Linked DNA regions of Homo sapiens: all the other regions are linked to region 2. Evidence: chromatin contacts called from ENCODE POLR2A ChIA-PET data. All regions are on one chromosome and are shown on one strand. Each heading gives the region's core, a stretch centred on a gene start or an enhancer-like site at or near the end of the contact. The rest is flanking DNA. Distances are from core to core; before and after follow the strand shown. Region 1 holds the start of METAP2 (methionyl aminopeptidase 2). Region 2 holds the start of ZDHHC17 (zDHHC palmitoyltransferase 17). Region 3 holds the start of TSPAN31 (tetraspanin 31).

The links. ChIA-PET counts read pairs that join two places held with the same protein, here RNA polymerase II (POLR2A).
Region 1: POLR2A ChIA-PET joins it to region 2 with 10 read pairs in T-cell. The contact joins the promoter of METAP2 here to the promoter of ZDHHC17 in region 2. POLR2A ChIA-PET finds 5 or more read pairs at or near these places in 2 of 52 experiments (AG04450 and T-cell).
Region 3: POLR2A ChIA-PET joins it to region 2 with 10 read pairs in A673. The contact joins the promoter of TSPAN31 here to the promoter of ZDHHC17 in region 2. POLR2A ChIA-PET finds 5 or more read pairs at or near these places in 2 of 52 experiments (A673 and activated naive CD8-positive, alpha-beta T cell).

Annotation. Positions count from the first base shown.
Region 1 is chr12:95,472,835-95,475,756 of GRCh38, forward strand. It overlaps METAP2 (methionyl aminopeptidase 2), which reads left to right and starts at 1,318. Exons shown (of 11, transcript NM_006838.4): 1 at 1,318-1,496. The coding sequence starts at 1,346. RefSeq lists an enhancer at 1,135-1,534.
Region 2 is chr12:76,762,644-76,765,453 of GRCh38, forward strand. It overlaps ZDHHC17 (zDHHC palmitoyltransferase 17), which reads left to right and starts at 1,472. Exons shown (of 17, transcript NM_015336.4): 1 at 1,472-1,686. The coding sequence starts at 1,594. RefSeq lists enhancers at 970-1,069, 1,366-1,660, 1,636-2,478, 1,670-1,819 and a silencer at 1,210-1,619.
Region 3 is chr12:57,743,280-57,746,353 of GRCh38, forward strand. TSPAN31 (tetraspanin 31) reads left to right here and starts at 1,760. Exons shown (of 6, transcript NM_005981.5): 1 at 1,760-1,938; 2 at 2,466-2,633; 3 at 2,897-2,977. The coding sequence starts at 1,876. RefSeq lists an enhancer at 2,491-2,570.

The sequences.
Region 1 (2,922 bases), core at 68-2,567, about 19 Mb after region 2:
TTTTAGTGGAGACGGGGTTTCACCATATTGGCCAGGCTGGTCTCGAACTCCTGACCTTGTGATCTGCCCACCTCGCCCTCCCAAAGTGCTGGGATTACAGGCGTGAGCCACAGCGCCCGGCCGGTTTACCAACTTTTATATTGCCAGCAATCAACTAGGGAAAACAATTTAAAATCTAAATAGGGATAGATTTAAAGAGATAAAGATCTGTACAAGAATAAGAGGAACAGTTTTTATTACTATTGGATAGGTGCTGCCTGAAGCTTTAAGACAGAGAATGTACATTTATGCAGCTGCAGTCAGAGCCTGTGTGAGGTTTACTGTAAACTCACTGGCAATAAGGCTCTTAACGACATTTTGATGCCCATGAAGCTTGGTGCCTAGTTTAAAACTAATGAAAACACCTAAACTCTCCAGGTGGACAAAGCCATATTCAGGAGAAATTGAGAAGGAGTTGGTGCAGGCAGCCAATCACAATCCACTTACGCCACAAACTAAATCTCAAACTGCGGTTTGAACATGAGGCTCAAAACATAAGAAGTAAAGAAATGGGCAAAATTCAATTAGTTTCTGGTGAAACGTCCTAAATCCAAAAGAAAGGTGACCAGAAATAGAGAAAACGGAGTGTGATCTTTTGCATTAATGAGAGAGACCGTGTCCCCGTGTGTTAAAACCTGTCATTCTTGTCCTGAATTGGAAAGTGAGCGGAGTGTGACGGGTTCCCATCTTGAACCGTCCGGGGTTGAGTAGTACAATAAACTAACACGGAACTCCAGCTTCCAAAATTCTCTCCAGTGCCTACAGAGCCTCGCGGAGAGCTGTGATTGTGAATGTCAACGCAGATTTGATTAAATCTCTTAGATTTAAGAGATATGTGGAGTCATGACAATAGAAATGTGTACAAGTGAACACATTTCTTAGCCCGTTTCCCCACTGCCTGTGTGATTTATAAAAACGCAAATATAAAATATTTCCGTTCCAGCAGAGACGCCGCTTGCTACGGCGGGTTGCCCGTCTCCACAGGTATCTCCGGCTGACTCTAGAGCTCAACTTCCCCTTTAAACTTCACCCTGCGCTTGCCGATTTGCTTCGGGAATGCCCGAGGCACCGGACGAAGCAGTCGGGTCTGGCCCCAGTCGACTCCAGCCAGGCGGGGCTCCAAGCCGAGACTCCTGCACGCCCGGCCCGAAGCTAGCCCGACACCCTCAGCTGAGTCCTCCGCCGTCCCAGCATTCCCTGCGTCCCTACCATCGAGAGCAGCTTCCGGCGTGGCTGGTGTAGGCGGGTGGAGAAGGATCGGGGCCCTCGCCGCTCTGTCTCATTCCCTCGCGCTCTCTCGGGCAACATGGCGGGTGTGGAGGAGGTAGCGGCCTCCGGGAGCCACCTGAATGGCGACCTGGATCCAGACGACAGGGAAGAAGGAGCTGCCTCTACGGCTGAGGAAGCAGCCAAGAAAAAAAGACGAAAGAAGAAGAAGAGCAAAGGGCCTTCTGCAGGTAAAGAGAGTTTTATGTTTTCCCAGTCCCCTCCGGGAACGGCTGAACTGTTTGGCTCAGGCCCGTTGAGGGGGCCGGGACCGGGGCCCCAGAGCCCCGACTAGACTGATTCTTGGGCCTGACAGGGTGGCAAAGCCGGGCTATAGATTCCTAGTCTGAGAAGAGGCGTCATCTCCTCCTGTGGGACTAGAGGGCTGGTGGGGGAGAAAAGAGTGCCTGAGGTTGGCGTGTGGTACCTCTGGGGTCGCTGGGCCCGAGCCCCTGTATTACCAGAACTCAGCTCCCACGCACATCGTGGCACGGTCTTGAGATTGTGCGCAGAGCACAGCCCTACCATCTTTCGCGCGATTTGGCCGCCGCCTCAAAAATCCGATTCTGATCCGTATTGCCGCGTCTTTGCTGGTTTGCTGGAGCAAGCTAGGACTTATTTTCTTTGGGGGTGGGCAAATGTAATGGAGAGCACACCTCCTCCCACTATCCCGTTTCACGTTGGGGTTGTTGCAGCCTGCACTTTTGGGGTGTGTGTACATGTGTGTTTGCCCGCGCGCTCATGTCATTAATTGCAGAATTTGTGGTGGTGATAACGAATTTTCACCTGCCTAATCCCATAGCATCGCCAAGCTTTAGGGCCTTTAGACCTGAATTATGATACCAATTGCAGGCAGTGCAGATAGGATATTCTGTGGCTCAGAATGGAACTTCTGAGGTCTTAACCTCTAAATCCACTGGTAAGGCAAGGAGAACTGCTGAGAGTTTACAGTTGGATATTATGAACTAGGAACTTACATATTTTGAGAAGTCTGTGTTTTTGCTGCACAAGCTCCTTCACCTTAATAAAAATTATTTTTACTTGTTTCTAATTAAAATCGCCAGAGAAACAGAAAATGGAGAAGTCAGAAGCGATTAAGATGGAATTGAGAGAGGTCGAAGAGAGCTAATCTTCATCTTTCTGAAATTTTGATTAGATAGGAATGGAAGGAGAGTTGTAGCGTTGCTGGAACTCTTCCAGAGCAAAATTTGTTACTCTGGTGGCTGTTCCTGGATTTCGAGTGAAATTCAAACACTGCTGTTTGTCTTGTAAGGTGTTAAGCTGACTGATCCTAATGTATTTTTAACAGTTGTATTTCTTAATATGAATTCTCTCCAGTAGCCAGAATGTCACTTCATTTCGTGCTACCTGATACTATTAATGCATGTAACATATTGCTCTTATAGGTAGGTTATAATCACTTCCAGAGCAGGGGCCTGGTCTTGTGCTTAGATATTTGAGCGTTTTAGTTTTTTAGTAATGGACTGTCTTTGCCTATTTATTTTGACTTTACCCAGCCCATCGTGATATCCTTATTCATGAAACCAGGCTGCCCCGGGGTGTTGCACATGAATCTTTTTCCTAAGGCCTTCAGCATTTATTACCTATCTGGTGTTT
Region 2 (2,810 bases), core at 222-2,721:
CTTTTCTTCATGCCGCCACGGAAACGGCGTCCCATGCAGAACTGATTCTGGCTCTCCTTAGACCCTCCTCAGACTCCTTTGGCGGGAAACTAATCTTACAAAGGAGGCTTCCTCTTTCCTTTTCCAGTGGCATTCCAAGCTTCCTTTGGAGTGCCCTCCCTCCTGATTTACAAATTGGCCTGACGTTATCGGAGTACAGGCTTTTTCCTGGTGGTTTCTGGCCTAACAGGAGACAGATTAGTAAGTACCAGGATCTCTAATAGGTCAACTTTCATGATCTCTGCTAAATTCTCAGCTGTTTAGACTTACAATTTTTAACAGCTAAAAGGAAAGACAAATGCTATCTAAAACTGTCCCATCAGCCCATTTACAGGGAGCACCTCCCCCATACCGCCCTAAAATCCTTTAAAAAATGGCTTTAGTCATTTTATCTGCCTTGCATTTAAGCGAATTCAGTTTAAGTGGCTTCAGTTCTGAATTCCTGGATTATATCGAAATGTTGCAGATGGCGGTGTGTGGGCTTTGAGCTCGTAAATTTTTTGTGTGGTACTAATTCAAGACGATTGAGAGCAGGTTGGGATCATTTTAAAAAGAGTTCTCGGCAGGGTGTGGTGACTCAAGCCTGTAATCCCAGCACTTTGGGAGGCCGAGGCGGGCGGATCGCTTAAGGTCAGGAGTTCGAGACTAGCCTGGCCAACATGGTGAAAACCCGTCTCTACTAAAAATACAAAAATTAGCCGGGCGTGGTGGCGTGCACCTGTAATTCCAGCTACTCGGGAGGCTGAGGCAGGAGAATCGCTTGAACCGGGAGGCAGAGGTTGCAGTGAGCTGAGATCGCGCCATTGCACTCCCGCCTGGGCGGCAAGAGCAAAACTCTGTCTCATTAAAAAAAAAAAAAAAAAAAAAAAAAAAAAAAAAAGGGTTCTCTAGTAGGAAGTCCCGAGTTGTATCCATGTTTTTCCGGGCGTCCCCCGGAGGGACAGGTTGCGGGTGACCTTTTCAAGTGTGGAGGAAAGGGAAGCTGCTTTTGTCTTCAGGAATGATGCAGGTCTCGACTCAAGCCTGACGGGCCCAAACCTCCCTGGAGCTGGCTGACGACTCTGCCCGAGTTCCTGAAGAGGGGTCCCGGGGGTCCCGGAGCGGAAGTGGGAGCGCGTGGGCGTGGGCTCCTCGGCTGCCTGGGGCTCCAGACTTGTGCTGCGTGCGGCTCCGGAGCTCTGTTCTCGCTCCTGAGCAGCTGCTAGGTTTCCCAAGCGACTGTCTCAACCGCCCGGCCGCCTCCCCCGGGCAGCCAGAGCTTCACATCTACCTCCAGCCGGGACCCGCCCCCGAGCCGCGGGGCCCACGCCCAGAGCCCTCCGCCGTCCCCAGCGCAGTGCAGCAGAGCGCGATCCAGTCTGGGGCCGGGCCGCGCTTCCGCGCACGCGCGGAGAAACCCGCGCCCTCCGAGGGGGGAGGGGACAGAGGGGGCGTCACGGGGGCAGGAGAAGAAGGAGGAGGAGGCCCGCGTCGCCTCCGGCGGGGCTCGCGCTCGCCCCGCGCTCGCCCTCCGCCTCGCCCGAGCCCCGGGAGGGTGAAACGCTTTCTCCCAGCATGCAGCGGGAGGAGGGATTTAACACCAAGATGGCGGACGGCCCGGATGAGTACGATACCGAAGCGGGCTGTGTGCCCCTTCTCCACCCAGAGGTGAGGAACCGTGCTGAGTGGATTCCTTGCCCTGCGGCCCTCCAGCCTTTCTTCCCCGGACTCGCCGAGGGCGGCGGCCGACGTGTGTGGGGTAGTGGGACGTGCCGAAGTTGGGGAGGGTGGGGAGGCGAATCCAGGCCTGAGCGCGGCTGCGAGCGGATAACGGGGGAGGAGATAGCGGGGCGGGCCCGACCGGGGCGGGCTCTGGGACGCAGTCCCTGGCTGTGCCTGGAGGACAGAGGTGGAGGTGTTGATGGTTCTGCTGTGTCGCCGCGCTGCGTTTGAGAGCAGAGGCGGAGGGGCCTGGTGTGGTTTTTGAACCGCAGCTTAGACCCTAGTCTTGCTCCAAGCCTCTTGGGGCCAGGTGGAAGCGCGTCTGGTTTTGATTTCTTTTTCCTTCGCCAGGGTGAATGACGGTATCTATTGCTTCCTTTTAGTCCACTGTGAGGGGACAGTTTCATGGGCATAGTGATGTCCTTCCAGGTAATGCCATGGGTAGCACCTCGGGCACCTTGTGTCGGGCGTCCTTTTTTGAGCATTTGTCCTTAAGCGATTAAGAAGAGAGGTAAAAACTTTTGGGAATAGACTTACACTCACATTAGCTTGTCAAAGTACCGTTTTTCTAGGAGCTAGGGGTGGACAGTGCAACACGTTTCCCATCACAACATGAGTGTCTTCCCATGTAAGTAAACAGTGCCCCGCTCCACAGTCAGTCAGTCTGTGCTTGTTTACCTCCGAGTTTGTAGCTGAGCTAGTGCTAGTTAAGGCTTGGAAGCAATTCTTGATGCATTCTGATTTTTAGTGATCCACAGTGATGTCTGTATGCGGCAGCGGCACAGTTTGCTGAAGAACTCGGGTAGTTTTCATGAGGTTAAAAGATGACAGTCGTGTTGTAGGATGAACAAACATGGAAGTCTCTACCTGGTTACTTTGCAATGGAGTGATTCTGTTTTTTTCTGGATTTGGGTTTGTACCATGCCACTAGTTTTTGTTAAAAAGTGAATAATGACAACCATCCTTTTATGTTGCATGTTAACACTCAACCACCCTCTCATTCGTCACTTTGGTTTATCAAAAACACATGGGACAGTTCCTTCGGAATATATACCTGTGCCAGTCTCAGT
Region 3 (3,074 bases), core at 510-3,009, about 19 Mb before region 2:
CAATGAAGATGGGACTTGGGGTAGGAAGGGGATGGAGGTGGGGAGTGAGGGGGTGGGAGGTAGGAGGTAGCGGGTAGTTTGACCTAATTACTTTGTTTCCACCGGACGCCTGTAATCGTAGCACTTTGGGAGGCCGAGGCGGGCAGATCACCTAAGGTCAGGAGTTCGCCACCAGCCTGGCCAACATGGCAAAACCCCATCTCTACTAAAAATACAAAAAAATTAGCTGGGTGTGGTGGCGGGCACCTGTAATCCAGCTACTCGGGAGGCTGAGCCAGGCAGGAGAATTGTTTGAACCCGGGAGGTGAAGGTTGCAGTGAACTGAGATCGCGCCACTACACTCCAGCCTGGGCGACAGAGGGAGACTCTGTCTCAAAATAATAATAATGATAATAACTTAATTACCTTGTTTCAAGACCCAAACACCTCTCTCGCCCTGTCAAACATCTATTCTCCTGCATACCTTTTTGGTATTAATTTCTGTAAGAGTTTATATAAATACTGTGTAGTTAAAGATAAGGGAATTGAGGTTGGAATTGCCCACAGGAACCTGTAAAATGACCTGAAAAGTAATAACTAACATTGAGTGTTTACTATATGCCAGGTACTGTTCTAAGTATTCTACATATATTAACTCATTTAATTCTTACAACCCAAGAGGTAGGGTGTGTTGTTATTTATCCCCATTTTACAGATGAGGAAACACGCACAGACAGTTTCTAAGTGCCTGGCCAAAGGTTACGCAGCTAGGAAGTGGCAATCTGACTGTGGCAGTAAGTCTATAGAATCTAAGTACACACAAACTTAAATCATTCTGTTGAGTTGATTGGAGGGTTTTCTTTTTTGTTCCTACTGTTTCTTTCTCCTGGGGAAGAGAAGGATTATGCCTTTCCCTACCCCCGTGAGAAGGACGGTTTGTCAAAGCACTTACTAGATAATAAAGTTGTTGATCAGCCTACCCCCAAGTGAAAAGGTGGAGGCTCCTTCCACTTATATTTATGTAAATGAGACTCTTCCTCTTGCCTGCCGTTTTTTTGCAAGCCCTAGATCAGGCGTGTACTCTGAAAATGCTGAGCACACCCCTCTGTGCACTTGTGGCAATGCCACATACAGGAATGCGCTGGCCTGAGGCCGCTATTTCCACACTGAATTTCTGGTATATTCACACCCCTTTAGGAGGAGATATGGAACAGGACATGGGTACTAGAGGACACACAAACGTGTGATGATTTGCTGGGTGTTGCTGTGTCCAACCCGCGGACTCTGCGGCCGGGCTAAATAAGCTCAATATGTGGCTCCTTTGGGTGTTCCCGAGCGTGACGCAATAACAAAACAATGGCGTCATCGTGAGGTCACTGCAGAACAGGGGGAAGGGGGTGGGGAAGGGCCCTCCTTCTACGGGCGGAGCCCTTTTTGCCCAGCTCTCAGAGCGGCCCCCTACCCGCCCCTCCCGCCGTCTCCCCTTCACCTAAGTTCCTCCAGAGCCGTCTCCCTGGGAATTAGCCCTCTCCTAACTCCGACCACAGAAAGCTCAGCTTTCAACCTAAGCTTTTGGAGTTTAGGCTGTAGTCCCTAAGAGAGTCTCTAGAAACCCTGCCCCTAGTTTTAAGTTTCGCCCAATGAAAAAACAAAAGGAGAGGGACAGAAGGCGGGTCGGTGACGTAATGCGGGTTGATTGGCATGCAGGCCTTGGACGTCCAGGATTAGCCACGCATTTCGCCAATCCAGAGGCAGGGGAGGGACGGTGCAGGCGCAGAGTATTGGGTTTGGCTGGCCTCGATTTAAAGAGACAGAAGCTGTCGGGGTCCTGGAAGACGGTCCCCAATACCCTCCCCCCAAGTCCTTGGGACCACTTGGGTCCCCAGAGCTGGGGAGATGGTTTGTGGCGGCTTTGCCTGCTCCAAGAATGCGCTTTGCGCTCTCAACGTGGTCTACATGGTGAGGTTTTGGAGGTGGGGGAAGCTTCAAGGCGGAAAGGCCCCGTGGGGAGAATCTCTAGGGTACTTCCGGTGGGGAGAGGGGTGTATGGGGGTTCCGGGAAGATTCCCAGGAACTTCCGGCGACGAGGGAATTCCTGGGGACTTCCGTGGGAGAGAGGAGACTTCCGGTTGATTAAGGGGGTTTGTCTGAGGGTGGGGGAATGAACTGAAGGCCGTGGGCGTAAGTTCCATACCTCCTTCCTGTGAACCTCAGTTTCTTCCAAACTGGAAGTGATAGGATGATCCTGAGGGTTCATCTTTTGCATTCATACTACCATCCCTGCCACCCCCTCCCCGCCATCCTAGCCATTCTAACCTTTGGGAGTGCCTAGGGATGCTCCCGGTGCGGATAGCACCATCCCCAGCTCCCATTCACACACTATTCCATTATTCCTTCCCCCTGCCCCGCTCCCAAGTCCTCTTGTATGGCCTTGGGCTGTGCCGCATGCTAGAATTGTTGAGATGTATCCTGCTCTTTCTTCGTAGCTGGTGAGCTTGTTGCTCATTGGAGTGGCTGCTTGGGGCAAGGGCCTGGGTCTGGTGTCCAGCATCCACATCATCGGCGGAGTCATTGCTGTGGGAGTCTTCCTTCTCCTTATTGCAGTGGCTGGACTGGTGGGTGCTGTCAACCACCACCAAGTCCTGCTGTTCTTTGTATCCTGACCTGAAGTGATGGGGGCAACCGGGGGCTTGGGAGGGCTGTCATCTAAGGAAGATGTTAGAAGGGTAGGGGACCTCAGGGATCTTGGACACGTCTCCTTGCCCTGCCCTGTCCCATAATCTACGAAACAAGAGCTGATTTTATTGCTTTCAATTTGACATGGTGGTGTAAGTTCTATGAACAGATGAGACCAGACAGTTATTATAGATGAAACATAAAGGAATCTAGGACTTTTTTCCATAACCTTTCCTCTCAGTACATGATCATCCTTGGTTTGGTCTTCATCTTCCAATTTGTAATCTCTTGCTCATGTCTGGCTATTAACCGAAGCAAACAGGTAAGACAGTACCCTTTCAAGTACTTACTTGCTTTTTAAAATTTTCCTCTTAACCTCGAACTCCTTCCTTAGTCTGGCCCCAACTACCCAAAGATCA